3 separate regions of the Homo sapiens genome follow, and all the other regions are linked to region 1. The links are chromatin loops, found by intact Hi-C in ENCODE. Cell type or tissue: chondrocyte. All regions are shown on one strand. Links, peaks and the distances in the headings refer to the core of each region. The heading gives the core; the rest is flanking DNA. Region 1 overlaps ATRNL1 (attractin like 1). Region 2 has its middle 42 kb from the start of PNLIPRP3. Region 3 overlaps ATRNL1 (attractin like 1).

Evidence for each region. Peaks named below come from ENCODE experiments on the same cell type or tissue, not always from the same donor. Only the 100,000 strongest peaks of a DNase experiment are listed, where the experiment ranks them.
Region 2: it touches region 1 in a loop (6-fold over the local background); 24 of 110 quality-filtered maps call a loop at or near these places.
Region 3: a loop joins it to region 1, with 2.4 times the contacts of the local background. A loop is called at or near these places in 2 of 110 quality-filtered maps.

What each region holds. Positions count from the first base shown.
Region 1 is chr10:115,795,159-115,805,525 of GRCh38, forward strand. All of the region lies in intron 27 of ATRNL1 (attractin like 1), which reads left to right. Among named protein-coding and RNA genes, the nearest start is that of SNORD158, 390 kb to the right of the region's middle. RefSeq lists an enhancer at 6,165-6,666. In chondrocyte, for the core only: a CTCF peak has its summit at 4,481 (motif pointing right); no DNase peak of the experiment used is centred there.
Region 2 is chr10:116,380,682-116,391,048 of GRCh38, forward strand. No RefSeq gene overlaps it. Among named protein-coding and RNA genes, the nearest start is that of PNLIPRP3, 42 kb to the right of the region's middle. In chondrocyte, for the core only: CTCF peaks have their summits at 5,724 (motif pointing left) and 5,928; no DNase peak of the experiment used is centred there.
Region 3 is chr10:115,427,242-115,437,608 of GRCh38, forward strand. All of the region lies in intron 21 of ATRNL1 (attractin like 1), which reads left to right. Among named protein-coding and RNA genes, the nearest start is that of ATRNL1, 340 kb to the left of the region's middle. In chondrocyte, for the core only: a CTCF peak has its summit at 5,162 (motif pointing right); no DNase peak of the experiment used is centred there.

The DNA of each region.
Region 1 (10,367 bases), core at 694-8,693:
GCTCATTGCTATTGAGGTATTGCTGCTTCCAGGCCTCTCTGTAGACAGAGCTGGAAAACATAGCTATGTATATATACATTTACATGTATATTTATTTCTCTGTCTATATACTGAACACCATGAGTTTATATAAATGGCTAAAATTCTGATCCAGAATCCAAGGTTCATTTATCTGTTCCCATATTTATAACTCCTTTACCTAATTAGGTGATGAACCCGGTTTCCATTATCCTTAATGTATTGAGTCAAAAATAAAGCCTCCTTTTATGTGACCAGTCTCCTGGTCTCAGCTTTCCTCCCATCCCCAGTGCAGATTCCAGTCTCCCATGTATTAGTCCGTTCTCACACTGCTATAAAGACATACCTGAGACTGCGTAATTTATAAAGAAAAGAAGTTTAATTGGCTCATGGTTCTGTGTGCTATACAGGCTTCTGCTTCTGGGGAGACCTCAGGAAACTTACAATCATGGTGGAAGGCTAAGGGGAAGCAAGTGCATCATTACATGGCTGGCAGGAGAGGGAGAGAGACAGCAAAAGAGGAGGTGCTAAATGCTTTGAAACAACCAGATCTCTTGCAAACTCTATCATGAGACAGCACTAGAGGGATGGTGCGAAGTGCTAAACCACTGGAAACCACCCCCATGATCCAATCACCTCCCACCAGGCCCCACCTTCAACACTCGGGATCACAATTCAACGTGAGATTTGGGTGGGGACACAGAGCCAAACCATATCATCCCCCATTCAATCTCCAAAACCCATGCTGGGCTGGCTTCTGCCCCACACGGATCCCTCCTTATCCTGCTAATGCCCTTGTGCTGAGTGCCAGATCACTCCCACATCTAGCTTCCCTCCTCACTCTGCCTGGGCACCTGAACTCCAAATCCCTGTGCAGAGTTGTCCCCTGAATGCACACACATCTCACCTCACTCAGGCTTTGGATCCCCACATGGGCCACAACATGCTGCACTCTGCTGGCTCTCAGACACTTCATGCCAGGCTGCCTCTCTGTGGAGATGCCGTCATCACCCTGCTTGGGACAGCTTTAAAACAGGCAACTGCCATATGCGGTTGCCTTTTCCACCCCACTCATGTTCTGATGCCACGTCTGCCCTCCTTCACATGTACCTCCTCACCCCAATGGGGCTCTGATGCGTGTTCTGGCACACCATGGTTTCCCCTTCCCACCTAATCTGGACACCTACCTTGCTCTGCTGCCCCTAATGGCTTTAGGACTAAATTGTTGAAACAGGTAAGCAAAAGGAAGCAAAAGGGAAGGGGAAGGGGAAAAGCTCATGCAATATTTTAACTTAACACATCTTTCTCACCCACTGGACTGAAGTTCATGGCCGAAGGAACCACATTTTTTCCATCTTTTTATTCTCAGTTCTTAACAAAGTATCTGATTCATAGAGGTAGGTAGCAGTGCAATAAATGCTTGTTAAATTAACCTCATTCAAGTGGAAAGCTGAGAACTTAAGCAATTCCAGTCTTTGGCTCTTATCAGTGATCTCAGTCAAACCCTTTGAGCATTATTTTCGAAAGGAAAGTAAATCATAAGCAGTTTGGCCAGTTGTCCTCCAAAGAGGATCTTTCTGAAAAAATGTAACAAAATGAAGCCTTTTCATGGGGGCTAACCCTTCTATATACAATTTGCTAACAATATAAATTAAATCTATTGATTTATTTTGAAATCATAAACTTAAAAAGAGCAATGTTCATTAGATGTAGAGCTTTTATTCTTAATTAGTATCAAAAATCATTGATCAGAATTATGCCTTCTTTCTTCCATTTTCATAATATAGGCAAGTGAATTAGTTTCCATATAGTTTCAACCTTATAGCTCCTCCAAGAAATGTAATAAACAAAAAGATAATTAAATGATATTTGGACTGAAGCATTACATAGGAATAACAAACATAAAGGCTTTATTCTAAAATATAGGGACCTTGACTTTTAGTTCCTGTTAATGGCAGGAACAAGCTTTTATTTGTGTCTTTTCTGGGAAGTTTGTTCATTTATTCAAAATGTAGTTATTAGACAACTCAGGCCAGCAACATAATTTGTGGGGCCCAGTACAAAATGAAAATGCAGGGCCTCTTGTTCAAAAAGTAGGAAAAATAGGCCTTTAAAAGTCCTAAAATATGACACCTTTTCCTTTCTTCCGTGGTCTCTCTCCTGGCCTTTCGAATAGTGTTTTTTAATTTGCAATTTAATTTTACACTCAGGCACTGGGATACTCACCAAGCAGGTATCAACTTTTATAGGCACCTGAAGGCTCACCTGGGGCAGAAGGAAGGGCTGGGGTGCAGGCATCCACAGCCCACCAACTGCAAGGCTTCTTCTGCCAATTTTTGGACTGACACTGGGGATATTAGAATGAACAAAACAGACAAAAAGTCCCTGCATCATGGAATGTACATGTCAGCAGAAGACTCAGTTAAAAAAAAAATTGTATGTGTGCACGTGTGTGTAGTATCTGTTAGGTAGTGATAAACCCTTTGACAATCAATAAACAAAGCAGGAAAGTGGGGTTTGGAGTACTCAGTGTAGTGGATAGAAATGGGCTCCAATTTGAAGTAGGTTAGGAAAGCCTTCACTAAGAAGATGACATTCAAGCAAAGATCTGGGAGAAGTACAGGAGCCAGCCATAGGGCTATCTGGGCTGAGATGTTGCAGGCAGTGGCAGGAGCAAATGCAAATTCTTCTCAGTCAATGTTGCAAATACTTCAGTGAGACAGTCTAATTTTCTCAGAGACCTTTTTTTTTCTTTTTTTGAGACGGAGTCTCGCTCTGTTGCCCAGGCTGCAGTGCAGTGGCACGATCTCCGCTCACTGCAAGCTCTGCCTCCCGGGTTCACGCCATTCTCCTGCCTCAGCCTCCTGAGTAGCTGGGTCTACAGGCACCTGCCACCACGCCCGGCTAATTTTTTGTATTTTTCGTAGAGACGGGGTTTCACCGTGTTAGCCAGGATGGTCTCGATCTCCTGACCTTGTGATCCGCCCACCTCGGCCTCCCCAAGTGCTGGGATTACAGGCAGGAGCCACCGCGCCCAGCCTCTCAGAGACTTCTTTTTACTCCACACCCCACCTACCTTTCCCCACATCACTAATCTTGTTTCTGGAATTTGTTCCACCTTCTCTTTTCCAAATTTAGTTAGCCTAGGTGAGATTCCTGCTCTCTCACCTGTTACAGGAGGCTTCTAACTTCCTGCCTCAAAGCTCTCTGCTCCCCATACCACTGCCTGTTGCCCTCAGCACTGCTGGAGCTCAAGTCTCAAACATAACTGACTGTGTGTTCTTACTCAGAAGACCCATTGTGTGGCTTTCATGCACCATACCAAAATGCAGAAGTATGGGACCCTATGTTATGTTCAGAAATGCCATAAAATGATCTGCCCCATATGCTGACTAAACTGGTTTTGTCCTGTTACAGACCATCACCTGCTCATCTACACCTCCATGCCTTTGCTCATCCTGGAGGATATTTGTTCAGTCTCAGAACTTGAGGGCTAACTTTTCATTCCAATTTCAACTCCAATGGAGTTCTTCTTGAAATGTTTCTTGATCTCTCCAATTAGAATAAACTACTTACTTGGTTTCAGTTTTACTTAAATATCTCTCTGTCCACCAAGTAATGAGGTTGCTTTTTTTTTCTTTTTTTTCTTTTTTCTTTTTTTTTTTTTTGAGTCGGAGCCTCGCTCTGTTGACCAAGCTGGAGTGCAGTGGCGCGATCTCAGCTCACCACAACCTCCGCTTCCTGGGCTCAAGTGATTCTCCTGCCTCAGCCTCCCCAGTAGCTGGGACGACAGGCACGTGCCACCATGCCTGGCTAATTTTTTAATTTTTAGCAGAGATGGGATTTCACTATGTTGGCCGGGCTGGTCTTGAACTCCTGACCTCGTGTTCCGCCCACCTCAGCCTTCCAAAGTACTGGGATTACAGGCGTGAGACACCAGTAATAAGCTTTCTTTACGTCGGAGATCCTGTCTTATTTATCTTTACATTTATAATACCTGTCTCTTTGCTTTGCACACAATATGGACTTAATACATGCTTGTTGAATTTAACGTTATTAATGCAACTCATATTATTAATTGTAATGGTAGTAAATTCTACAATAACACACCTGGCAATAATGCAAATTAGAATAGCTTGAATTGAAACATGGAATGATTGGAAAGCAGCTTTTTCTCCTCTACCTGATTCCTTTTCTCAGGAAGGAGAAGGGAACATAGAGGCCTCTCCCTCATGGGGATGCTGGACAGGGAAAAATCAGACAATCCTATTTCAGGAAACAGAGAGGTGGGGGTTAGTTCCCAGTATTCTCCCAGCCCATTCTCTCTGGATCAGGCCAACAAAACATTCACCAATTAACGAAGAGATTCCTGGAATCACAGTTGCTCTCCCAGAAGTCCCAGCCAGGCCCCAGAATTCTGCCCATCAATTTTTATGTTAGAGCAGTCACCACTAGGTGGTGCCGAACTTCAGCCCAGGGTAGGTGAAATTTGCATCAAATAGACTCAGAACTTCCAGATGTCCAGTTGCACAGGCTCACCTTGGCCATTTAGCTAATCTCATAATAACACAACCCTACATTTTACACAGCTGAATTTCTGGGGCACTACTTATTGCATTATGGCAGTTTTGTTGTATCATTTTCTAAAAATCTTTCAATATCAGATACTCTGCCAGCCACTTTACAGGCTTTATCTCTAATGCTCACAGTAACCTGTATGGTAATGGGTACTGATACTTTTCTTCTTTTAGTAAAGAATCTGAGCTGGGCATGGTGGCTCGCACCTATAATCCCAGCACTTTGGGAGGCCGAGGCGGGTGGATCACCCGAGGTCAGGAGTTCAAGACCAGCCTGACCAACATGGAGAAACCCTGTCTCTACTAAAAATACAAAATTAGCTGGACGTGGTGGTGCGTGCCTGTAATCCCATCTACTCAGGAAGCTGAGGCAGGAGAATCGCTTGAACCCCACGAGATGGAGGTTGAAGTTGCCAAGATGGCTCCATTGCACTCCAGACTGGGCAACAAGAGCAAAACTCCATCTCAAAAAAAAAAAAAAGAAGAAGAATCTGATGCTAAGAAAAGAAATGTCTCTTGCCCAAGAGCTGTGCCTTGTACAGCTAAGTGACAGGTGACAGACCTAAGAATTACATTCAAGCCTGTCTCACTCTAATGCCATACTTGTCATATTTCTGCTATACTTCAATTTAATGATCAAAGAAAGGAAGGAAAGAGACAGTGGAGAAGAAAAGTAGGGAAAGAAACAGAAAGAGAAGGGGAGAAAGATATGTTTGACAGAAAAGTAAATGAAGTATGTTACCATCTGTTTTTTTCAACCCCAGAGGTCTGATTCCCCCGCAGGAAAGAGTTGCTTCTAGCCTGTCCTTTATCTCTGCACCTGCCCTGCTTATCTCCTGCACCAGAGGCTCCTACCATGACCATTAATGGACTGAGTTTTTGTGTCCCTACGAAATGCATAGCTTGAAGCCCTAACCCCCAATGTGATGGTATTAAGAAGTGGGGCTTCAGGAAGGTAATTAGGTTTAGATGAGGTCATGAGGGTGAGTTTTCTCTCTCTCTTTCTGTCATGTGAGGACACAGCAAGAAGGCAGCCATCTGCAAGCCAGGAGGAGAGTCATCACCAGAACCTAGCCACACAGGTTCCCTGATCTAGGACTTCCCAGCCTCCGGAACTACAAGAAATAAATGTCTGTTGGTTAAGCCACCCCAGTCTATGACACTGTGTTGTAGCAGTCAGAGCAGGTGAAAACTGTAACTTGTTATTCTCTAAGGAAAATACAGGTCTTCTTCTCAGGCCTGTCTTCAGAAACAGGTTCACATCCCCATCTTCCAGTCATTGAACTAAATGGAAAAGTTTTTGTCTTCCTAGTCATTGTCTGCACCTAAACACAGGCTTGCCCATCTGTAGTCCTAGTCTGTTCCTTTTCTTTGGTGAGGATAACCCTTCCTGTCTTGCTTTAACACCCTGTATTTTCCGTTCATTAGTGACTCAGACCTCTGATAATGGTATACTAGTTAACCCCCTGTCTCGTCTGACTTTAAATGATTGCCTGTTTTGACCTTGAGGAAATATGAGTCCACTAGGAACTACAATCTTTATGGCCACTTGAAAATCTTTATTCCACTTAAGGTGGAATAGGGTACCTTGCCACAGAGGAAACAAGTAAGGAGAGAAAGAGAGTAAAGATCAGTGAGAGGAAGAGAAAACTAAAACTACTAGTATAAAAAGTTCTGAAATTTCAGCAAATTATTTTGCTTCCAACTGTACTTAACCATTCTGCCCTTTATTTGCAATAAAAATATTGGGGTATTATTATCTTTGAAATGCAGATTATGTGGTTAACCATTGTTCACTTTCTAAACCCTGTAAGTATTTAACTTGTGGATGGGGAATATTGTTTGGGACTGTATTGGTTGCAAACCAAAATGATCTACACTCACACAGCTTAGTGTCAACATTAACATGACTTTACTTTTTAGCTGTCTTTGTTAACATGACTTTACTGTCCTACTGTCTTCATCAACATGATTTTACTATTCCAAGAAACTCTTGCCTTGGAAGATAAAAATAGCAAATGATTTTCTTGTCCCTTTCAGAAACTTTTTGAAAATTCATTTAAAGGAATATTAAATAATTCAACTTTCACAGTTAGCATCAGATGAATGTTTATGCTCCAAAATTCATTGTGAAACCTTCAGCTTGTGTGTCTTCCAAACTTAAATTATTATGTAGTGTCTTAACCAATGTTAAGACATTAGTGTCAGCATTACTGACACACAATCAAATGCTCCCCTATGGAAAAACTTGCCTTAAAAAAAAAAGAAACACACACACACACACACACACACAAAACAAAAAAAAACAGAATTTCTACCTTCCGCCCCCCACCACCACACACACACACCTAAATTCTCTTAAATATCCCGACTTTGCCTTCCTCCTCCCAGAGACTACTAAGGCCATGTCAAGGAAGCTGTCTCCCCTATGGTGGTAAACAATGAACTCAGCTCTGTCATATGACAGGCTATAAAAAGCTGATTTTGTTGATATTCTGGGAAAGCTACCATTCAGCAGGCAAGTGATTGAAGCCATTTCCTCTCAAACTTATGAAAGTAAACTAAAGGTCTGATTCTGCCCAGGGAGGAAGTTTCTCCACTCTATCATATAGAATCCATATGTCCATCATACTTTTATTTGAAAAGAAGGGATGCTAACTCTCAGAAGCATGTCATAGTAAGCACAGAAGTGGAAAAAAAGAATTGATCATTTTTGTGAGGGAAAACTTAATGAAAAAATTACAAAATCATTATAAATACAATTCATTTGAAGTTATGTTTTGAGATTACATTATTTTCTCTCTGGCATTTAGACACCTAAAATTCACTTTAAAATATGTTGGTGAACAAATCTCATTCTCCAGAAGTACATTTTTAAAATGGCAATATTTCATAATAACAGTATAAAATGAAAATAATTGACTATCTCTTGCCTTGTGGGACTTGGCTTTTAGTCTAAATAGATATGAAACAAAATGACATTCATCTATATGAGACGTTTGTTAACTTAAAAGAAATTAAGTCAGAAGCCTATAAGGCTAATCCATAAATCAGCAAATCAGATAAATTAGTAAAACTTTTCCAGAATATTATCCAGGGGCTCCTTACTCCTTTGCAATTTGTTACCTGTTTTACATGTCCTTTTAGGAAGGGTTCATTTCCCATTGACAGGCAAAAAGAATATATGAAATTAGAATTTTCAACAGCTTGCAACATTTGTGTCATTTTTGATTTAACAATTTTAGAAGACTTGTTCCAAAATTACACCTGAATTTCATTTTCTTTGTAGTTTTCTAAAATGCTGCTACTATCAGGACATAATAAAAGCCACACAGCCAGTACTAGAAATGCTGTCATGTAACCACTAAGACCACACTAAAAGGCAAAATGCTGCAGCTGAAAGTATTTTTAATGACTTGAAATTGCTTGGAATGCTTTCTAGAAGTAAAAGGGTGCAGATTTATTTACCTAGTATACTTACCTAAATTAATTTGGCAAGATTATTTTGGTTCAAATCCTCATTCAATAAAATTTATGTTAATATTTTTAAGTGGTTTTTTTCCTGAAGGATATAATATATTGCATTAACACAAATTTACAACAGTCATGAAAGTAAAAGGTAAATTAAGCCATTTCTGAAATATGAATAAGGACTACATTTTTAAATAGACTACATTTATGATTTTATGTGACCTTGCAGATAAACATCACTATGTAAACTGTTAATGAGAACAAATAGAATCACATTCTATTTTTAGTTTTTCCTGATGTATAGTTTCCATTAGAGATATGGAGGAAACTTTATTCTTGCATAATTTTTGTTTTAGAAGTTTGGGTTTTTTTGTGTTTTTTTTTTAACATTTTAAGCAAATGGGCTTTTTATATATCTTTTTGATTCGGTACATTCCTTACTACAGAATGAATCCTAGTGAAATTCTCACTATAGGCCATTTTTCCATGTTTTTTTCTTTTATGGAAATTTTAACCATGGTTACTAACATATAAATAAACTCTTTTAACTGCAAAGTCAGAATGGGTATACTTTGTTATGAACATATTAACTTATTCCAGTTTCATGTCTTGTGTTTTTCTGCACTCATTAACATCTCCTTGGTACTTGGGATCATGGCCTGGCCAATACGCATAAAGATGACGAGATATCTATGGACTACAGTACATCTGTTTAATAATTAGTAATTGTTATGCATTGTAAATGAACGATTTTGACTCATACCACTGACATTTAATTAGTTTTTACTATATTCCAGGTACATATGAGAATGTCACATAATTATCTTCTTTAATTTTTACAGTAACTGTTATCATTACTTCAGAAAGGAACAAAACTCCATTTAGAGAGGTTAAATAGAAGGTCCAAAACATGTAGCAAGTAAAAAGTATCCAGAACTTAGATCCAGGTTTGTATACTACTCCCTAATTGGGGCTCTTAACTACTTTGATGCATTGCCTTTTAAACTTACTTTCTTGATTATCTATTTGACTAACATCTCCCCAGGACACACAAAATACTTGAATTCATGCTATTATGGCCTGAATGTTTGTGTCCCTTTACAGTGTATATGTTGAAATCCTAACCCTCAATGTGATGGCATTAGGAATCAGGGCCTCTGGGAGGTGGTTAGGTCATGAGGTTGGGGCCCTCATAAATGGCATTAGTGCCCTTACTAATAGAGACAGAGACCTGGCTCCTGCTCTTTGCTCTTTGCCACGTGAGGGTACAATGAGAAGACAGCCATGTGCAAAGTAGGATGAGTGCCCTTGCAAGACACTGAACCTACTGGTGCCTTGATCTTGGTCTCTTCAGCCTCTAAAACTGTGAAAAATAAACGTTTGTTGTTTAAGCCGCCCAGTTTATGCTAAATTGTTATGATAGCCTGAACTGACGGAGACACATGCGTACCACAAACAACAAAGGCTCAAGGATCCTTAAAATAAAAACCAAGACTTTCAGTGGGTTGTAACATCACGTAGTGGAGGTAGGTTTCCTCTCCTCTATACCTCTCCCAAGTAGGAAACATATTAAGATCACAGGGGAGTTAATTGGAACTATTATTTCATATGTAAAGAATGTATTCTTTATAACTTCTTGGGAATATATCTTAATTTCTTTTAAAGAAGATTAGTCTAAGTTATAGTTTAGTCTATAGTTTTGTAGGTTAGTCTAACAACATTTTCGTTAAGTCTAAAGAATAATTTGCAAACTATGTGTATGTGCTACATTTGTGTATTGAGTGGGTGAAGATCGAGTTCAGCACAGCATGCCTCTTAGGTAAATATGTAAAATTCTAGGAGTTATTTTTCAAGGGGTACAATTCTACACCCAAACATTCCCCTCCTAATTCTACCTCCTAATCGTAGAAGAAGCAGCCCCTTGGTTATTTAGCCCAAGAATCCAATGTGACTTATCTGTAATCCTATTAGTCCATTCTATTCCCTTGATATTGGGAAGTTTTGCCTGTCCCAAAAGAGGCCATTCGGAGGTTATTCTTGGATGATTCACTCACTTGTGAAAGCAAATTGTGTTGGCTTCAAGATGCTGCATTTTTTTGTAAACAATGCCATGACTTTTACATTTCTTTACATCTTGGAGCTACCCACTTCTGCAGGTCCATTCTCTCTCTGTCACCATTTAAAATTATGTAAGGTAAGTTTTCATAAACCCGTAAAATAATGGTTACATAAATTGGAACTTCCTACCACTCATATCTTAGTTGTATTAAATCAAACATTTACTACTATTTCCATCTGTTT
Region 2 (10,367 bases), core at 1,573-9,572, 590 kb after region 1:
GCCCAAATGCCCATCAGTCAACGAGTGCATAAAGAAACTGTGAAATATATATACGATGGAATACTACTCAGCCTAAAAAGGAATGAATTAATGCCATTCACAGTGACCTGGATGAGATTGGAGAATAGTATCCTAAGTGAAGTAACTCAGGAATGGAAAACCAAACATTGTATGCTCTCATTCGTAAGTGGAAGCTAAGCTATGAGGATGCAAAGGCATAAGAGTGACACAATGGACTTTGGGGACTCAGGGGGAAAGGGTAGGAAGGGGGTGAGGGATAAAAGACTACGAATTGGGTGCAGTGTATACTGCTCAGGTGATGAGTGCACCAAAATCTCACAAACCACCACTAAAGAACTTACTCATGTAACCAAACACCACCTGTTCCCCAATAACCTATGGAAATTAAAAACAAATCACAAATAAAATAAAAATAAAAGTTTATTGCAACAATTCAACAAGGCCCTAGATTGGAGCAGGTTAGGAAGAAAACTTACTTGGGGATATATTTCAAAATAATGAGGGCTAATGTTAGAACCATGCTTTCTTTTGTGGTTGTAGTTGAATTCATTTATCTATTAATGTTAAGGTAGAGTACTTAGGTTTATCTAAATCTCAGAGCAGAGCCTAAGCAAGTCTTATTTCAGAGCAAGTCTTATTTAGACATAGTTTTTTTGTATATGTTAACACCCTTATTTTTCAGAAATTAGCAAAGTTGAAACACTCTCCTTCAGGATATATAGCAATTGCCATGTGTTTAAATAATTTGCAATTTTCAAAAGTAATTTCTAATTTTATTTTTTAAATATTTAAATTAGTAATCAATTATTTTTGCTTAGGAAGAAAAAAATGAATGGTGGCAGAGAATTGCAATATATTTTATATGCAAATACAGAGCGGGAAATGGTTATTGGGATTTGTCATGACCTCAGTTCTGTCTTATTTTAGTCTATTTGTCTACCCTGGAGAGTCCTGTGAATCTCTTTTGCTATATATATTTAGTATGCAGAATTTACACGTAAAGCTTCTTTCACTTACCAGTAATTTTTGCTCATTATTGGTTTTGTAGCTAAAATATTAATGTGAACTAGAGATCAGCCACCTATTTGAATTACTAACACAATGGCATATATGCAGAATAAACTGCTACCGATACAACCGTTCTTTCACATGTGTGTCATATAGAATATCTAGATTAAATATTCAGTAACAGAATCAGTATTCAAATGAATTGAATTTGAGAATAAAACTGAAGGTTCGGTACTTTTATTATTTTAAAATGCTTAAAATGCATAATTTAAGATTTAAACTCATTTTCATATAATCAAATAATTATTTTAGCACTGCATGATAGAGTAATAGAAAGCGGTATCCATGTGATACCAATCAAAATAACTGAACGATTAGAATCAATGTAATTAAAGGAACAAGTTATCTGAAACAAAGGAAATACAGCAATCAATAGAAATCACAGTGTGTGAAACTAAACTGCACATCAAGATAAAATATTAGGAGTAGATTAAGTCTGTTTTTAGGGTTTTTTTTAAGAATTAGTAAGTCATAAAACTCATAAGTAGGAAAATTAACTGAACTTATCTGGGTAAAAATATGTCTCAGACTGAATTCAGTTACTCTGGAAGTAAGACTTTGGCTATACAGAAAGGCAATTTTTAAACGAATGTCCATTCATTAAGTAAATTCATTAAATTTTCCGTATACTTAGTTATGATCAAAACGCAAACTAACCCAAAGTAACACTGATACTGCTCTGAGGTTTGTGGCTTGCCACCATAGTTCTTTAATGTAACTCAAGTTCTTTGAGAAGCAACTTTCTAACTCTCAGTACTCCACTGAGGATAATATTAAAATGTAGAGACAGTTTGCTGCGAAATTCTCTGCTGATTAATGGAGCTATTACACTGGGGGAAAAACAGCGACAAAATCATAGGATGTGGAGCATGACCACTGGCCTAGAAATTCCTTTCTTCCTTCCCTGGCCTAATTATTGAAATGGGAGGAAAAGTAAAGAAAAGCTTTAAGGTATCTACAATCAGAATGATTTCTATTCTATCATTGTTTTGTCAATAGTAGTGGTTTGTTTTTTAAAAGAAACAAACAAAAAATTGCCTGCCTGCTTTTTTTTTCTTGGAACTTGAAAAACCATGATGAGATTCTGAAAAGGCTAAGGTAAGGTAGAGGTCATTGTATTATAATGAATTGGAATCTAGAAATGCCTTAAAACAGAGTCAATTGGGATTAGTAATTTTTTGTAGGATGGAAATTATGCTGTGAAAAAATCCACTGAGTCCATTACCAGAAGGGCAAGCAGTAATTTAGCTGGGTAGCTGCAGATGGACAGACAGCATGCACTGGACAGGCCCTGTTCAAAGCTCCTGTGGAGGACAAAGTCCCTTTATATTTTATACCAATCAATCATACATAACTGTGTCACACTATAATGAATAAATCATTTATTTGCAGCCTAGGAAACAGTAGCAGTTCAGTGACATGATTAGAAATAAATATGAGACTATCTTAATGCCGGGTGTATCAGGGTAAGGTGTTCTGTGATTCAAGTATTTATAGTATAAAATTTGAAATTTAAAAGCTGCTTAATGTACTAAAAAGTATTTTAACATTTGAAGCTGATCTATTTTAGGTGAACTTTTATGTTTCTTTTTTGACCCCTCTTCTCTCCTTTTGTCATCCAGAAAAACTTTAGTAAAGAAAATGTTTGCCTCTCAGAATCTAGTTCAGAACATTTTCTGTCAAGGGAATTTTTTTCAGGATGTGAACTAAAAATAAAAAATATTTTTCGTCATTAGCCCGAAGCAGGGATTACATCTTGGGGTTTTGTGGCTCTTTTATCTTAAGACAATAGATTTTTTTAAAATGTAAGAATGGAAAGGATGAAGTTATCTTTTGAAAATATTTGAGGTCGGAATGTATAATCAGTTGCATTTGTGCTTTCTAAACATTATATTTTCAAGTTAAGTAAGTTTTTTCTTGGTTTGCTAATGGTCAAATCATCACAGCAGTAAAGAAGCTTTATTTGTTATTTTACTGACACTTGGCAAAAGACTAATATCAAGACAGCATTGACTACTACACGAGGGAAATCAAGTAATAACTTTCCCCTGCTTTAAAAGGGAGAAACAGGATTTTATCTGTTTGTTGTTAATTATACGTAAGGTCACATTTATTAAACATGAGGAAAAAATTTTGCAGGGCAATGCTTACCGTAGAACATATACTTTGACTGGAGGAAAAAAAAGCCATGACTGATGGTAAAGTGGTCTCCCAGCTGCTGCTATGAAAAGTATCAAGAGCAAAGCTGTCAGAATTGAATGCTGATTTAAACAGCTTTTGATACAGAGTGAATTTGTCTTTAAAAGGCCTCTATGAAATAAACAGCACCAGAATTCAGATGTCTGGGAAAATAAAGAATAGGTGAATATGTGAAATTAATAACAATGTCTGATATAAGTAGCTATTCCAAACAAGGCCCATTGATTGAGTGGGAGAAAATGATTTTATTTTTTTCTTACAACCAGAAGAACTACACTACTTGAATAATTCGAAGTTAATTATTTTCACACTTGTAATAAATTGTCATTCTAATTAGTTGGTAAATAAAACCTTGTTAAAATAAAATCCTCTTAATCTACATTTAATAGATGCAAATACAATTACTAATGATATTTCTGGATATGGCTTTGTGATTACTGAAAGTATTTACAAATTTAAGCCACCATTAAGTGATGTGGTTGTTGAAACAGTTTTTGTAGACTTTAGACAAAGAAGCTCCTGACTGGGAATGGGTGACCTGAGGGTAGTCATAGGGTCAGCATAATGTCAGCTCTACAATCTGGAGCCAATTAACGTTAGTAAAATATCAAGATTATATTTATAGTAGCCTTTTTATTCAATAAAATCAAAGCTCTTTATCAAGATTCTAGTTGTAGACCAATCAGATATGCCATTTTTAGAGGGGGAACTGAGGTTTTGATTGATGATCTGATTTGCATGAGGTCACACAGAGCAGAGGCCCTCTTTATTTACAGTTTAATTGCTTGGGTTTCATTTCTAACACAGCTTAAATATATATTGCTTTTGAAAACGTGCTTACAATAAAATCTTACATAACAGGTAAATATTAGAAGATAAGAGAAATTTAAGAATTATTTAAATCACCCTTTGGTACCAGAAAACATCGATTAATCAGAATCAGCAAATATGAATCTTTAATTAACTAAGAATATCTTTCTACACTCCTTGAGAAGAAAGGGGCAAATCAGAATAAAACAGACTCAAATCAAGTGTTATTGAAAATTCGCCTTCTGGCTATCTCTTGAAAGTAACACCTATTCATCCTGCTTTATTACACTTTCTACAGATGTGTGTTTTTTCTTTTTTTCCAGCACTACCCTGTGGTCATTGATATTTAAAGTGATAACCTGAGGAATGGCACCTTTTTACAATATCAAATAATAAAGGTTATATTCATTCTTCAGTACTTGCTAAGGCAGGAATGTGACTAATAGAAAACATCCAGAAAGATCAACATGTAAAAGAATCTGATTAACCTGAACTTAGCGCTCTTGCTCATTTCCTTTCTCCTTGTATTCTTCCTTCTATCCATTCTTTCATCCATCTCTCCATCCATCCTGGCTCTTGCCTACCTCTCAGAACTCATGCCATACCAGCTCTCCTCCTTGTAGACTCCTCTCCAGCCATACAGATCTTTCTGCCCCCCAAATAGGCCCAACTTGTTCTGGTGTTAGGATCATTTCATGAGCTATGTTCCCTCTGCCTGGGTTGCTCCACCCCCTGATCTCTGTATGGCTGTCAGCTTCTGTCATTCAGATGTCAAGTGAAACGTCACCTCCTCAGAGAGGCCTTCCTTTAAACAATCTATGTAAAGTAGTCACGCAGTCACACTATGACATATCCTAGTTATAAATTCTCTTCATACTTCTTATAATTTGTGACATCTTTCTTGTTTTTCTGTTCTACTTATCACCACTAAAACAGAAGTTCCATGAAAGCAGAGTATTCTTTATCTTGCACATCGCTTATCCCTTAGAGCCTGGAACAGTGTGTGGTATATAGGAAGTGTCCAATAATATGTGTTGAAATATGGTTTCAATTAACTTGTTCATTTAACCTATATTTATTGCTTAAGGATTTAAATATAAATTATTGATTCTCTAGTTAAAGAAACTGGATTCATTTATTGTTGTTTATCTTTCTTGGGTGAATTACCCTGTCTTATTTCTTACTCTTTCTGAGCCTGTTTACTTAGCTGAAAAATGGTAGTTATGTTTGCTAATTTCAGAGCCTATCTATGTTGAACAACCAATAAAAACAATGGAAATAAACCAGAAGAAAGTAATGATCCCACATCCCATCACAGAAAAGTTTGTAGGTCTCTCAATGGTCCCTTACAGCTTTCTATTATCAAACTGTTGATTGGCAGATAATGGTTATGAATGCTACCTTTCCACCACCTGCTAGAATAGGAAGTGAAAATTGTAAGTTACTTGCAAGCTATGAATGTGCATTAGAGTACCTTAAAAGCATTATCTCTCCATGGTAATAGAAAATTTTGAAATGTGTTTGCTTCTGTGATGTATTCAGTCTTTCTGGTCTGAAATACAAAGTGTAAGCAATCCTGTTTTTAATTCAGCATCATATTTAGAGAAATATATGAGTGCCATCTGCTGGATTTCTCTGGTACGACATTGAAGAGAATGACAAATCCTTATAAAAATGTGACCCTTCCTTCCTTCCCTCCTTTCTCCCTCTCTCCCTCCTTCCCTCCCTTCCTTCTTCCTTCCTCCCTCCCTCCCTTTCTTCCTTCATTTATGTAAATATAAAATTTAAATATTTGTATATAGTTTTCAATTGTTCAAATTTATGTACATATATAATTTTAAAATATGTATTTGGTGCTAATTTTCAAATTAATATCACATGCATCCTAGAGAAATATAGTCTAAAGGATCCAAAAATGAGTTTCCTCTTTTGATAAAGGAGCTTAATTGGTTTAATCAATACCTTTCCTTTATTTTTGAATAAAAACTATAAGTAATAGACTTTCAGTTTGTTTTTAAGTGTTAGTCTTCAGTTTTCAAAGATTCATTTGTAAGTTATTGGTCCATCAAATGAAGTGAAGTCACTCTACCTAGGATCTTTGATAAGTGACTTGCCAATCAGCTTTATCACCAGATATTTGTTCCCTTTAAAATTGTATTTAAAAATTTCCATCTCTTTATCATTTGACATCTGCGGAATTCATATTGTTTCATGAGTTAAGTGGCTGAATTATTTCCTAGGGCAATTATGTTGATGAAGGGAAATTGGGACTCTCTGTTTACTGTAAGAATTCCTAGTCGTTGAATAATTGACAGTACTTCATATGTTCAACATATCGGCAAATCCTGTTGTTTCTACTTTCAAAATAGGTGCAGAATCTGGGACTTACTCTCATCATGTCATGAACCACCACCCTGGGGTAGGCCCTCTGATACTTCCTGTCTTCCTTTTCTGCTTTAATTTTCTTCTTAGTACTTATTACTTTTATTTATCAGTTTTGTCATATTTGCTGTCTATCTTTCAGACTAGAATGTAAGCTTCACGAGGGCAGGGATTTTAGTATCTTGTTCATTGCTTTATCCCTAGTGCCTAGAACAGTGCCTCACACATAGTATGTACTCAAAAAGTTCATTTCTTAAATGAATAGATTATCTCTGAGTGATTTTACTCTTTCTCAAATAAAATATTTTCAACTATATTAGTAAGAACATACTCTTGGTGCTTCTATGAACTCTATAATGTCCAAATCAGTAAAATCTTTTTATATTTACACTGTTTGATTACGGCTCGCTACATTTTAAGGTGAAAAATGAGCACCTACTAAACAGGATATCATGATAATTGTGATATGGAACCAAAGGTGACTAAGACATGGTTCTTGTGCTTATGGAACTTTCCGTTATTCTTCCTGAAGACTGTTAAGGAATTGCAAAATGACAGAACAATTCAGACACAGGTACTAGATTTATTCTTCAGTGAAGTCAGAGGTGGGATTAGTTTTGTTGCATTTGGCTTCATTTTTCCAAAGGGCATCAGTTAAACTTGGCAGTGATTCTGGAGAAGTTCTGTGTGTTTTCTGACATGTGAACACTATGTACATATTAGTACATATATGTTTGTTACTAGAGAGTCCAAATTCAGAATTCCATCCTTGATCTCTCATGCTAGGTACTGTATATAAATCATCTCATATGTTCATCATTAACCTAAAAGATGGGAATATTGATGACTACTTTATAGCCAAGAAAACAGAGGTTGTAAGGCTAAGTAAACTACCAAGATAATACACTGTCAGTTTCAAGCAGATTTGAAACTAGGATTGTCTGAACTCAATACTCTCTAACATATGCTATATTTCCCAGTTCAGAATACCTAGGGACTGATTTCTCTGGGTTTAGAAATGCAATGAAAGTTCGTTTCTTTTACAGGTGTAAAGAAGAGTTTGCTAGGTACCAGGGATGTTTAACCACCTTTCTTCCCAAGTGAAGGCCACTACTTACTCTTTCCTATCAGGAAGGTGTAAACAATTGGAATGGGAATATCCATTTCTTTCCTATTTTACACACAGAGTGCCAAGTGTCTCCTGCTACCACCAGGCAAATGCATCATGCTTCTGTGCCCCACAGAACTGTTTCGGAATGTGCATTATAGTATTATCCAGCGGCGGCACAATTAGTAATCTCCTCTGGATTGTGAACTCTAGGGGGCAAGAATTTTCATTTATCTTTGCCTTTCTAACCTATATCAAAATGCCTTGTACATAGCAGGTATCCAATAAATGTAGAAGACTTCATGAATATGGTTCACTTAATGAGTTGAATAGGTTTTCTAGACCGGCCTGGAACCTAATTATTTTCAATAACCTCGGTGAGAGGAGGTATATTCTAAGATTTAAATAGCCTAACTCCCATTAACTTTTGAAGACCAAGGGCCTGCCTTTATTTCTTCCTCAAATGCTTGTTCTGGTGATTTCCACTCCCTTCTTAAATTCAAATTTGCACTCAGTACAGCCATTTGCTATTTGAGATTCACAGTAGCATCTGGATAGTGTTAAGAGGGGAAATGGAAATACTAGTGTGAGAACATTTCAAAAGGAAGGGAAGAAGAGACTAGAAAGAATAGCTGATGACAGATAGCCAGAATTAAATAATTAATACACACATTTAGGTCAGTGGAAAAAGTTTTTCTTAGGAAAGGATGCTTTCGTTAACTCCATCCTGCAAGTGTAGGAAGAAGCAGACTTGACTAAAATAACACTATGGTGATGTGTGCTAAATGGGTTATATCCTTGTTTAATTCAGTTTTAATTTCTGTTTTCTAAAACCTCATTAGATTCAATTGACAATATGAGACTATACTTATATGAAATAGTAGAAAACTGAATCAGTTTTTGTTCTAACAAAAAAGTGTGATAATTTTATTTAATTAGAACTCTTAGTTAAGTGAATAGGCTTAACTATTCACTTACTTAAGTGAATAGCTTGCTTTAAAGAGTAAGATAAGACCAACAATGAATTTATGAATACACACATTTTGGTAAGGGTATTAGTTTCCTATTGCTGTTGTGACAAGTTATCACAAACCTAGTGGCTTAAAACAGCACACATTATCTTACACTTCTGAAGGCTAGAAGTCTGAGGTGGATCTCACTGGGCTAAAAGCAAGGTGTTCTCAGGGCTGGTTTCCTTCTGGAAGCTCTAGGGGAGAATCTGTATCTTGCCTTTCCCAGCTTCTGCAGGATACAAGCACTCTTTAATGCTCCTTCATGAATTTCCAGAGCTGAGTCTGCTCATGTTTCATCTTTCTGATTCTTTATCTTCTGCCTCCCTCTTCCACTTATAAGGACCCTTGTGATTACGGAGCCCACCTGGCTAATCCAGGACACTCTCTCCATCTCTAGGTCAGCTGATGAACAAGAGTAATTCCACCTGCAACTTTAATTTCATTGCCATGCAATATAACATATTCGTAGTTTTGGAGATTAGGATGTAGACATCCCGGAAGAGGCATTATTTTGCGTACCACATCAATGAAATATTTGTGTTCTTCGAAATAGGTTAAGCCGTCTTCCTAAATTGGGCAGTACATATTGTTAGTTTTCTTAGCAAGTCCTTTTAAATTGACTGAAAAAAATCATTAGTAGTTCATGATATTTTACTTTTTATGATTCTCTGGCCCATCTCCGGGCCTGCAATAAAGTTAAAACATGATGTAGTTGAGTGATTTCTCCATTACCAGGAGACAAGGGGACTACACAGACCTATCACAAAGACAAGACACTTTATGGGGTATTTTAAGTTAGTGTTGTTCTCTGCCCCCATCTTCTCCTCCTCCACCTTCTAATTGTTAAAATTTCTCTTTTTCTTTCTGAGCTTCTCCCAAACACATTTTTATGATTTTTTCTTATTTTTTACTTCCACTCATCTTATCTGTTTTACAGAATTCTTCCACTCTTGGGTGGCAAGTAAAGCTGTGTTTCCCTTCTTTTTAAATGTTAAAACATGATGATTACTCCCTAGCTGAGTATCCCCTTTCTGGTTAAAAATCTTTATTCGGAAGTCTCCCTAGAGAACCCAAAACCTCAGAGTGATCTATATAAACTAAAGCAAGAATATGCACACTCAAAGTATCATTTGGGAAAATCATCTTGTGGGTTCAAATGTTAAGAATCTGTTTTTATTTTAAAAGATAGGATATCGTGAAATAATACTACTTCTCTGTATCTCTGATGGGTTTTCTGTGGTGTTGATTCCCTTGGCAGAAATCCATCTAGTGACTTACCCTACCTCTCTATAGTAAACTTGAATGAATTTATTCTTATGCAGTATTCACAAACTATTAAATAGTCTTCCGTTTAATGAGTATTTGTTGAAGTTTTCTTCTGATAGATGCTGTAAGAGTCACAAATAAGAAGAGGAAGAAGAAGGAGGAAGAGGAGAAGGAGGAGGAGGAGGAAGTGGAGGAGAAGGAGGAGGAAGAAGGAAGAAGGGGAGAAGAAGAAGGAGGAGAGAAGAAGGAGGAGAAAAGAAGGAGGAGGAGAAGGAGAAGGAGAAGAAGAAGAAGGAAGGAGAAAAGGAGGAGGAAAGAAGTTGTCCAAATCTGTGTAAAGCTTACATTGTATTATGAAATCCTCTTGAGTTTTGCATTCAAAGTTAACATATCTATTTGCCGTTACTTCACCTTATTCAAAATGGTCATATGGTGGCTTTCGAATGAGGCAGACGTACAGTTCTATTCTGGCCCGGCCTTTCCTGTGTGGCCTTGGGCTG
Region 3 (10,367 bases), core at 1,624-9,623, 370 kb before region 1:
CATAGGATTGTTTGCCATCTGTATATTTTATTCGATGAAGGGTCTGTTGAAATCCTTTGCCCACTTTTTAGATTGTTTTTATATTAACAAATTTTCCACATACTTCATTCTAGATACAAGTCCTTTATCAGATATATGACTTGCAAATATTTTTTACTAGTGGTAACTTGTCTTTTTATCTTATTAACACTATTTTCTTGAAGAACAGATTTTAATTTAGATGAAGCTTGACTTATCAGTTTGTTCTTTTGTGAAATCTTAGCCTAACAGGTCACTGTGATTTTCCCCAGGTTTTGGTAGAAATATTATATTTTTAAGTTTTCTATTTAAGTATATGGTCCATTTTGAATTAATATTTGCATATATAGTAGGTGATGGATTGAAGTTCTTTTTTTCTCCATGTAAATATTTAAATGTTCAAGCACACTTTATGTGAAGACTATACTTTAATCAATGAATTTCTGTGCACCTTTGCTGAAAAACACTTGTCTGTAAATGTGTGGGTCTGTTTCTGGACTCTTTTCTGTTTCTTTAATCTATTTGCTTATTTTTATGCTAACGTAGCACATTTATAATTAATGTGATTTTATAAGTCCTGAAATCGGTTAGTATTTATTCTCCAACTTTGTTCTTCCTTTTCAAACTTGTTTTGACTACTCTTTTTTTTTTTGCATTTGCAAGTGAATTTTAGAATCTGCCTTTCAATTTTCAAAAAAATTGCTATAATTTGTTTTGTGATTTTGTTTAACTTATAGATGAATTTGGGGAGAATTGGCATGTTAACTATAGTGAGTCTTTGGAATTATTGTATTTTTTATTTTTTCTCAATTCTTTAATTTTTACTATTAATATTTTATAGTTATAACTGTACACATATTTCACATTTTTGTCAGATTTATCCCTGTATATTTTAAATTTGTGATGCTATTGATAATGTTAGCTTAAAATATTTCATTCCTGATTTCCTGATTGTTTCTGGCATTTATAATTGATTTTATATTGGTTTTACATCCTGTAGCTTTGCAAAAGTCACATTTTACTTCTACTACCATTTTTTGTTGACTCTCAGAATTTCTACACATACAATGTTTCCTGCAAATAATAGCAGTTGGATTTCTTTTCCTCTCTTGATGGTTTTCTTTCTTTTTTCTGCCTTATTGCTATAGCTAGCACCTTTAATAATGTGTTGAAAAGATGTGAACATGAAAGTATTATTGTCTTGTTTCTGATCTAAGAGGGAAAGCATTCAGTCTTTTATCATTAAATATGATGTAGGTTTTTGCTAACTGCCTTTATCAGATTAAGGAAATTGCCTTCTATTCCTACTTTGCTGTACATTTTTTATCAGAAATGGTTGTTTATGTCCAATGCATTTCCTGCATTAATTTATATGATTATCAGAAATTTCTATTTTACTTTGTTAATATAGTGATTTTAGTATTTTTAATTTAATGAACGGTATACAGTATAAGAATATACTACCATTTTTGTCCATTCATAAGTTCATGGACATTGGGATTTTTTTCTAGGTTTTGTCATTAAGAAAAATGCTGCAGTGAATGAACATTCATATGGTCTTTATGTGAACATATGTTTTTATTTTCCTTGGGTAGATTCCTAGCAATGTATAGTTTGGTTGTATGATAAGCTTTTGCTTAACTACTTTAGAAACTGCCAAATGGTTTTCCAGAATGTTGGTAACATTTTTTAATTTATTCTAGAAAATTTTGATACTAGAAATTTCATTCCTTGACATCCTCATCAATACAACATTGTCTCTTTGATCATAGACATTCTAGAGTGTGTATAGTGGCATTTTGTGGTTTTGTTTTGTATTTCTTTAATGACTAATAGTGTTGAACTTGATTTTATGTGTTGATGCCTTGAAAATGATTTGCTGGGTGTGTAAAATTTATCCTTTTTTCAGTTTTTGTTGCTGTTTTAAATTGTATTTTTCAAAATTTTGTTTTCTACTCTTGTTTGATATATAAAAATAAAATTCGTTTTAGTATATTGATCTTATATTCATTAACTTTGGTGAACGCTTACTAAATTCTGTTTGTAGATTTGCTTGGATTTTTAAATGCAGTTAATTATATTACATGAAAATAAGCACAATTTTCTTCCTTTTTCAATATTTTTTACCCTTATTGGGATGTTGAGACCTCTATTTCTGGGCTGAATCACAGTGATGATAATAGATATCCTTATCAGGTAGGATGTTTATTATAATTTATGGAATATTCCTTGTATCACATTAAGCAAATTCCTATCTTATTTTGTGACAAGGTTATATCATGAATAACTTTCTTTTACCTTATTAAATACTAAGTTAAATTAATAGATTTTCTCACATTAAACATCTTTTCATTCTGGGCTAAACCATACTTAGTCATGGCATATTAGTATTTGGATACTGCTAAATATTAGTTGTTTATATTTTAATTTAGAATATTTTTAGTATGAAAGAAGACGATCTCTTTTTTGAATGTTATTTTTTCTGACTAAATGACCTATGACTGCAGTTTTTAAAAATTATTTTCTGGCCGGGCGCTGTGGCTCACACCTGTAATCCCAGCACTTTGGGAGGCCACAAAGGGCGAATCACGAGGTCAGGAGATCGAGACCATCCTGGCTAACGCGTTGAAACCCCGTCTCTACTAAAAATACAAAAACAAAATTAGCCGGGCGTGGTGGCGGGCGCCTGTAGTCCCAGCTACTCCGGAGACTGAGATGGGAGAATGTCATGAACCCGGGAGGCGGAGCTTGCAGTGAGCCGAGATCGCGCCACTGCACTCCAGCCTGGGTGGCAGAGTGAGACTCTGTCTCAAAAAACAACAACAAAAAAGTTTTCCATTCTATATATCTGCAATTGTGGTAAAAGCTTTTAAAAATGAATTTGGAACAATTGCTATCTTCTTTTAAAACAGGAATAGTTAAAACTTTAAATAAAAATTAGGTATTTCAACAAAAATTTTTGGGTCTAGTGCTTTTTAATTGGTAGTTATTTTATTTTTTTATTTTTTGCTATTTCATAGCATTAGCTTTTGGTTTTATTTATCTTTTCTGTGGATCTTGTTTTTTAGTTCATCAATTTCAGATTTTGTCTTTAATAATTTCCTTCTCATATACTGTTTGTTGTTGTTTTGCCTATATTTGCTATAGTATTTTAAAATTATCATTTTTTTACAGAATTTATGAATTCCTTTTTTATCTTTAAAAACGTAATTATTTTCTTAGTTCCTTTCTTAAGTGATTCTTATTTTTTAACTTTTATTTTAGGCTCAGGGCTGCATGTGCTGCCTGTTATATAGGTAAATTGCATGTTGTGGGGGTTTGGTATACAGATTATTTCATCTCCCAGGTAATAAGTGCAGTACTTGATAGGTAGTTTTTAGATCCTCACCCTCCTCCAATCCACAAAACATTTGTTAACTATTTTTAATTTTTTAAAAATGTTACTGAGAATGTGGCATATAAAATCCCAAATTTTGTTAAGGTATTTTTGCCCTTTATGACACATTTGATAGGGTATGGAGGCAATTTTGTTTGTCACAACAGGGGAGTGGGACGTGGGTGCCGTGGGCATCTCATGGGTAGAGGCTAGGGATGCTGGTAAACATCCTGCAATGAAAAGGTCAACCTCCCCAGAACAAAAAATCATGTGGCCAAAAATATCAATAGTATTTAGGTTGAGAAATCCTGATTTAGAGGCTTAATCAAATTTATATCTGATTTTGGAGAAAATAATAATTGTAGATGGTTTGGTTTTCTTTGTCTAGAAGAGTCATATCATGTCTGTTAGTGTCTCTTATGTTCTTGGCACACACTGACGCTCAATGTTTAGATTTTAATTGATCAAGATTGAAAAGATATAATATTCTGCCAGGCACAGTGGCTCACGCCTGTAATGCCAACACTTTGGGAGGCCGAGGCGGGCGAATCACCTGAGGTAGGGAGTTCGAGACCAGCCTGACCAACATGGAGAAACCCGTCTCTACTAAAAATACAAAATTAGCTGGGCGTGGTGGTGTGCGCCTGTAATCCCAGCTATGTGGGAGGCTGAGGCAGGAGAATCGCTTGAACCTGGGAGGTGGTGGAGGTTGCGGAGAACTGAGATTGTGCCATTGCACTCGCACCTGGGCAACAAGAGTGAAACTAAAAAAAAAAAAAAAAAAGAAAAGAAAAGATATAATATTCCAATTTCTTCTTCATGTTTTGGTTTGAATACTTCGGTAAAAACAAATTTTCGCTCATCAGCTGTTTGGTTGCTTATTGCTACAGTTCGCATAGGGAAGGCATGATAAATGTTACAGTTTTTCCCTGTATTTTTTATTTATTCCCTTTACTACTTTTATGTATGTATTTATTTATTTAAAATTAAAAGTTAGCTCAATATCTTTCAAAAATGACAGTTTTTGTCACTAATGAACTTATAGATCCATACATGTTTTAATCCGTGTGCAATTATTATTCCTACTGATGCTCAGACTGTCCAATTACTGTGTCATTTAAATTATCTTTATTCTCTAGCTTTTCCACATCATTTTTGTTTTTCTTATTTCAAATATCCTGGATTTATTTTATAGGGATTTTTTTCTTTGGTTTTTTAAAATTAGAAATTCCTCTTTTTTTGAGCCTTTAGTTTCTTTTATCTGCCAAAGGAGTAACTAGTTACCATTATGAACACATTATGTAATCTCTGTTTATTACAAATATACTAATGTTTAACCCTTTTATAAAAACTAGCATAATTTTTCTTCTATGTCAATGTTGTCCAATACAAATATGATGTGAGCCTCATATGTAATTTAAAATTTTCTAGTAGCTTCCTTTAAAAAGTAAAAGAAAATGAGTAAAATTAATGTTAATAAAACCTTTTTTAGCTTAACACATCTAAAATTTTTTCATTTTAATGTGTAATCAGTTTTAAAAGTCATTAAGTCATTAATGAGATATCTTACTTTTTTTGTACTAGTGTTTGAAACAAAGTTTACATTCCATACTTACATCACATTTTAATTCAAATCAGTTACTTTTCAACTAGTCAATAGCCACATATGGCTAGTGGTGACCTTATTGGACAACTCTTCTCTAGATTACATAGGATCCCTGCGTTCTTTTAGAAATATCAGAAGCATAATGGTAAAGCACTAGGTGGCACTCTTGGTATTGCTGTGAGACGTTTAAAGCTTAATATTTGAAAAGAAGTGATGCTTAAAAAAGAAAAGGACAATAACTCTTGTAATAATGTTAATAGAAACTATTCTAATTTTCAAGATTAGATCGAAATTTAAGATGCAAGTCCACACTGTAACTTAAAGCAATTGAGTGCAATGTGGTATTAACTTAATTGAAAGTGATATGTCAGCAGTTGTAATCTATTTACTTAGTAGTTTTTCAAAGTTCATTTTAAAACCAAAAACCAAATATATTATAAAGCATGCCTCACAAAGGAGGGAAAACGTTCAAACAGTGTTAACTAATTTTATTGGCCCTTGTAAACATTGAATTACTCAATATATTTTTAGTAAATACAAAAAGTAGTAGTCACAAAGTATCACAAAGTAGTATAGTTTTTTTTTCTTAAATGCTTTCTTTTAATTGTAATAACAATTTTAACAAAGAAAACCTTAAAAATGAAAGACTAGGCTGTAGAAATGCTATATAGATGATATATTTCAAAAAGTAGAATGAGAGTACATAAAGTCACTTTCTGCAGTCATTTACTTTATTTCACTATTGTGCTAATTCTTTAAATACATGTAATTTGCAATGCTCACACCCCTAATTATTGTGTTTTAATATACTTCCAAGTAATTGAACACATTTTATTTCATCTTTTACTCTTTAAAAAATTACTGTTTTATGTTGAATTTCTTTTATTAGAGTTTCTTTTATTTAGAGTTCATGGTGGAATTTTGTAGTAATAATAAACTACCTATTTTGAGAGTAGGAAATTTAAGTTGAAAAAGATGACTTAAAATAGTATGTCAGTTTAATTACTTAAAATAGTATGTCATAGAAAACAATGAAACCAATTAATACTTGAATTGACCCTTATATTTAATGGAATTATCCTGGTTTTTGTTCTAAAACTGAATAAAATAATTTTCCTGTTTTAAACTGAACATTTTGTTAGTGAATGTTTTATATGACTTTTTAACTATTGGCTATAAATTGCTATTTAAGTAGGATCTGGCTGTTTCATTTGCACATGGGGCAGAGTGATCTTAATAAACACCAATAATCTAAATTCTTATATTTACCAGATTGCAGACATGATGGATTGAACAGTATCTGACAAGACATAAATGAGTCACATTTTTGGCATTTTAACCTTGTTCTTTGATTCCTCAGTATTTTTATTAAATTTTCTGAAGTCTGTATCCCTGTACTTTTAGATTTTTATTTCAGAACTATTTACTCCTTTAGCATAGTCCAAAATGATGGATAATAAACATGATTATAAGAAAATTTAAAATAGCTAAAAGGAAAAAAATTGCTATTAAGTTAATGTAGAAGAAGGATGAAAATTTATTTGACTTATATATTTTACAATAAAAGTGTTACATTATTATTTTCATGTAAAATCATAGACTCACTGTAAAAAATAATAAAAAAGTTTAAGGAAGGAAATAAAAATGTCCATAAACCTTCCACCAGGTCCCCCAAGTTGAGTTGTGTAGTATGTATCCTTTGTAAGGGTACTCAGCTGAGTGGAAGATTGAGAGCTGATATGCTGTACTTACCTTTCTCACTAAGCCATGTACCCTAGTGTGGGGCTGTGTCTGCCTTGAGCCAGAGGTATATAGTTCTTTATTTGTGTGTAAAATGTTGAATGGTCTACTGAAGGGACTGCCTGCCTTCTAAATAAATCTCTGCATCATGTCCTGAGAATGATTTTATGTCATAGAGGTCATAACATGCATAATATTATTGTGAATGTTTTTCTTATAGATATATAGCTCATTATTAGCATTTAGTAAATAAAACATAGTTTTTCCCAAACTGGAAAAGAACAACCACCTGACTTTAAAATAATGATCATACTAGTTAACATTTATTGAGAACTTACTATACTAGACTGTTCTCAGCTTTTTATATGTATTAGCTTATGTAATACTCAAATGGGAAGGGTATGCTTATTATTCCCATTTTATAGATAAGAAAACAGAGATAGAGAAAGCTGAACTAATTTGTATAAGATCACACAGGAAATAGTAAAGGCAGGTTTCAACCCTCTTAACCATTAAAGAAGTGGAAATCAGTGGTATATGTAAGCAAAAAGTTTTTATATGAGTGAAATAAAAACATTATGCTGAAGGAAATAAGAGGATCTAAATAATTAAAAAATCATATGCCATTTTTTCAAATAAGAAATATTCATCCAAAGATATCATAACTTCCCAAAATTGATATAAAAATTTTATGTAATTCCATTATAGAATTTCATTCAATTTTTTCTGAAAGGCATGCATTCCAATAAATTACCTTAAGGTTCAAGTTAAATAATACACTTTTAGAATATCCAGTTAGATTACAAACAGGAAGAATAGTAAGAAATTCCTACTTTAATAGATATCCAAACAAACTGTAACTCTAACTGCATCCACTGGCTCCCAAACTTGTATTAGAATATGCCACTAAATCAATGAACAAGTTGGAGTATAAGATTAAGTTCCTGATAATTTGGGAATTTATATGGTACTATGGTTTGAATGTTTGTTGCCTCCAAAATTCATGCTGAAGTTTAATTGACATTTTAACAGTATTAAAACCTGGGACTTTTTTTTTTTTTTTTTTTGTGACGGAGTCTTGCTCTGTCGCCCAGGCTGGAGTGTGGTGGCCCAATCTGCAAGCTCCGCCTCCTGGGTTCATGCCATTCTCCTGCCTCCTGAGTAGTTGGGATTACAGGCACCCACCACCATGCCTGGCTAATTTTGTTTTTGTATTTTTAGTAGAGACGGGGTTTCACCGTGTTAGCCAGGATGGTCTTGATCTCCTGACCTCATGATCCGCCCTTCTCGGCCTCCCAAAGTGCTGGGATTGGGACCTTTAAGAGGTGACTAGGCCATGAAAACTCCACCCTCATAGGTGGAATTTGTGCTGTTATTGAAAGGCAACTTCAGTTCCTTCTTGTTCTCTCTTGCCCTTTGGCCTTCTGCCATGGGATGACACAGCAAGAAGGCCCTCACCAGATGCCAGCTGTTTGGTCTTCTACTTTCCAGCCTTCAGAACTGTGAGCCCATAAATTTATATTTATTATAAATTACCCAGTATGTGGTATTTTGTGGTATTCTGTTATAGCAGCACAAAACAGGCTAAGACATATGGCAAGTCATTTTATTTGTATGTCTTTAATGACTTAATTTGCTTGTTCTTAGATATCTCAAACTTTACGAAGATTATGGCTTTCGCATTTACTACTTTTCTCTCTCAAGTACTCTATCCCCAGCTAATATTCCAAACCTAACAAAAATGACTCTTCCAGATATCACAAACCTTTTGTTTCCATCCTAACACTTACATAGTATAAAATTATCTCAGTTGATTTCTGTTTTTAACTTGAATTTAGGTTTTTAAGTAAAATGAAATTTTACTAGAATCAAATTCTGTGAACACTGTACCTTGTTTTATTGGATCTCCATACTTAGAAATCTGTATGACTCATAACAGACCTTCAGTTATGTTTAATGGTAGTAGACTCATATAAGTTATTAATACATAAGTGAATATACATTTATTTTAGCTGTATGAGCAAGCATTTTTATTGTTGGGGTACTTGAGCAAAAATGTCCAGAGATCATATTGTAGATTATCAAGTAAAAGTTGCTTTAAGTTTATTACGGACATAGGGTAATACTATTATATCACTGAAAAACTTTAAGTATCAGTCTTTTATTTAAAGAAAAAATGAATTTCAAGGTTTGTTTTCTTCATTGAACATTTCTTTCAAATGAAACTAAATAGATGACCATTCATCATTGCAGGATAATTGAAAGTTTAGTGATTTTGAGCTATTATGAAGTAAAAAAAGGTGGCTTCTGAATAGGTCATGGCATATTATTAAAAATCCCATAAATTAGAAAAATTAATGTATGGCATTGGTGATAATCATCCATTCTTATGTATTTAAAAAATTTATTTGTAAGACTGAATGAATTTAAATGTATATCTTAGGTCATACAATTAGTAGTTTTCAGAGTTTGGATTATAACTGTGTTTTTTCTATGATATGATATCTAGCAAATGCTGAACCTACAAAACTTGTGCAACAGATTTTACTTTTGAAATTGTTCTAAATGTTCCAGATTCAGTAGAAATTCTTAATAATTTTCAGCATGGATAGTACAGTTGAGCAAACAAGGAAAAACTAGTATTTATTAAATATTTATGTACAAAACAATTTTATATTAATAATTTCAGTATTCCCAAGGGTGACATATTTTTTCTCATTAAATTACTTTCTGGAGGATTCGACTGTTAGAGCTTGGAGAGACTGTCATTTACTTGCGTTTACTGACTTGTGTTTATTCATTCTACATTTACTTATTGACTAGCTACTTTGTTAGACTCCATGGATAACAAAGTGAACAAAATGTTTTTTCCTCTATTGAAGCTTATACACTACTAGAGAAAATAGATATTAAACCAGTTATATGATTTTCATAGGTGTGATTTTCGTAAGAGCTCTGAATGAGAATTATAGAGTTTTGGGAATGTATTTCCAAACTTTATAGAGCTTTGGGAATACATTACAAGAGGGCCTGACCTAATTTGTGGGATAGGGAGTAGGTGAGGTAAGGGAATGATTGAGCTTTGATTTGAAGAAATGACTTGATAAGATGTGATAGTGTGAGGGTAGATAGGAAGAAGTGGAACCAAAAAGGACAGCATGTACAAAGGTTCGTGACTAGAAAGAACATGCAATGTTTGAGTTACTAAAAGAAAACCAATACTGAAACACATAGAATATACAGAGCAAAAATAGGAAGCTTATGAGATCTGCAAGATCCAAACAATGCTATGCTTTATAGAACATGTAAGATACGGTCTTTATCATAAGAAAGATAGGACGCCATTGAAGGGTATTTAGAGGAGAGAAAAATGTTACATTTTGCTTTTAAAATAATCAGTCTGCTTTCAGTATGTAAAACAGCTTAGTGGCGGCAATAGAGCATGAAATAGACCATTTTTGGTTTATTTTTTGAGGCATCTTCCTGGAGCTATCTGTAAAATATCATTACAGCACATTGAGACTGTTAAAATACTTGTACTTTTATTCACATGGGTTTTTATCATTTACTAAACAATTGTCTAAGTTTGCAAATAGTTGTATTTATAATCGTACCATTGTTTAAATG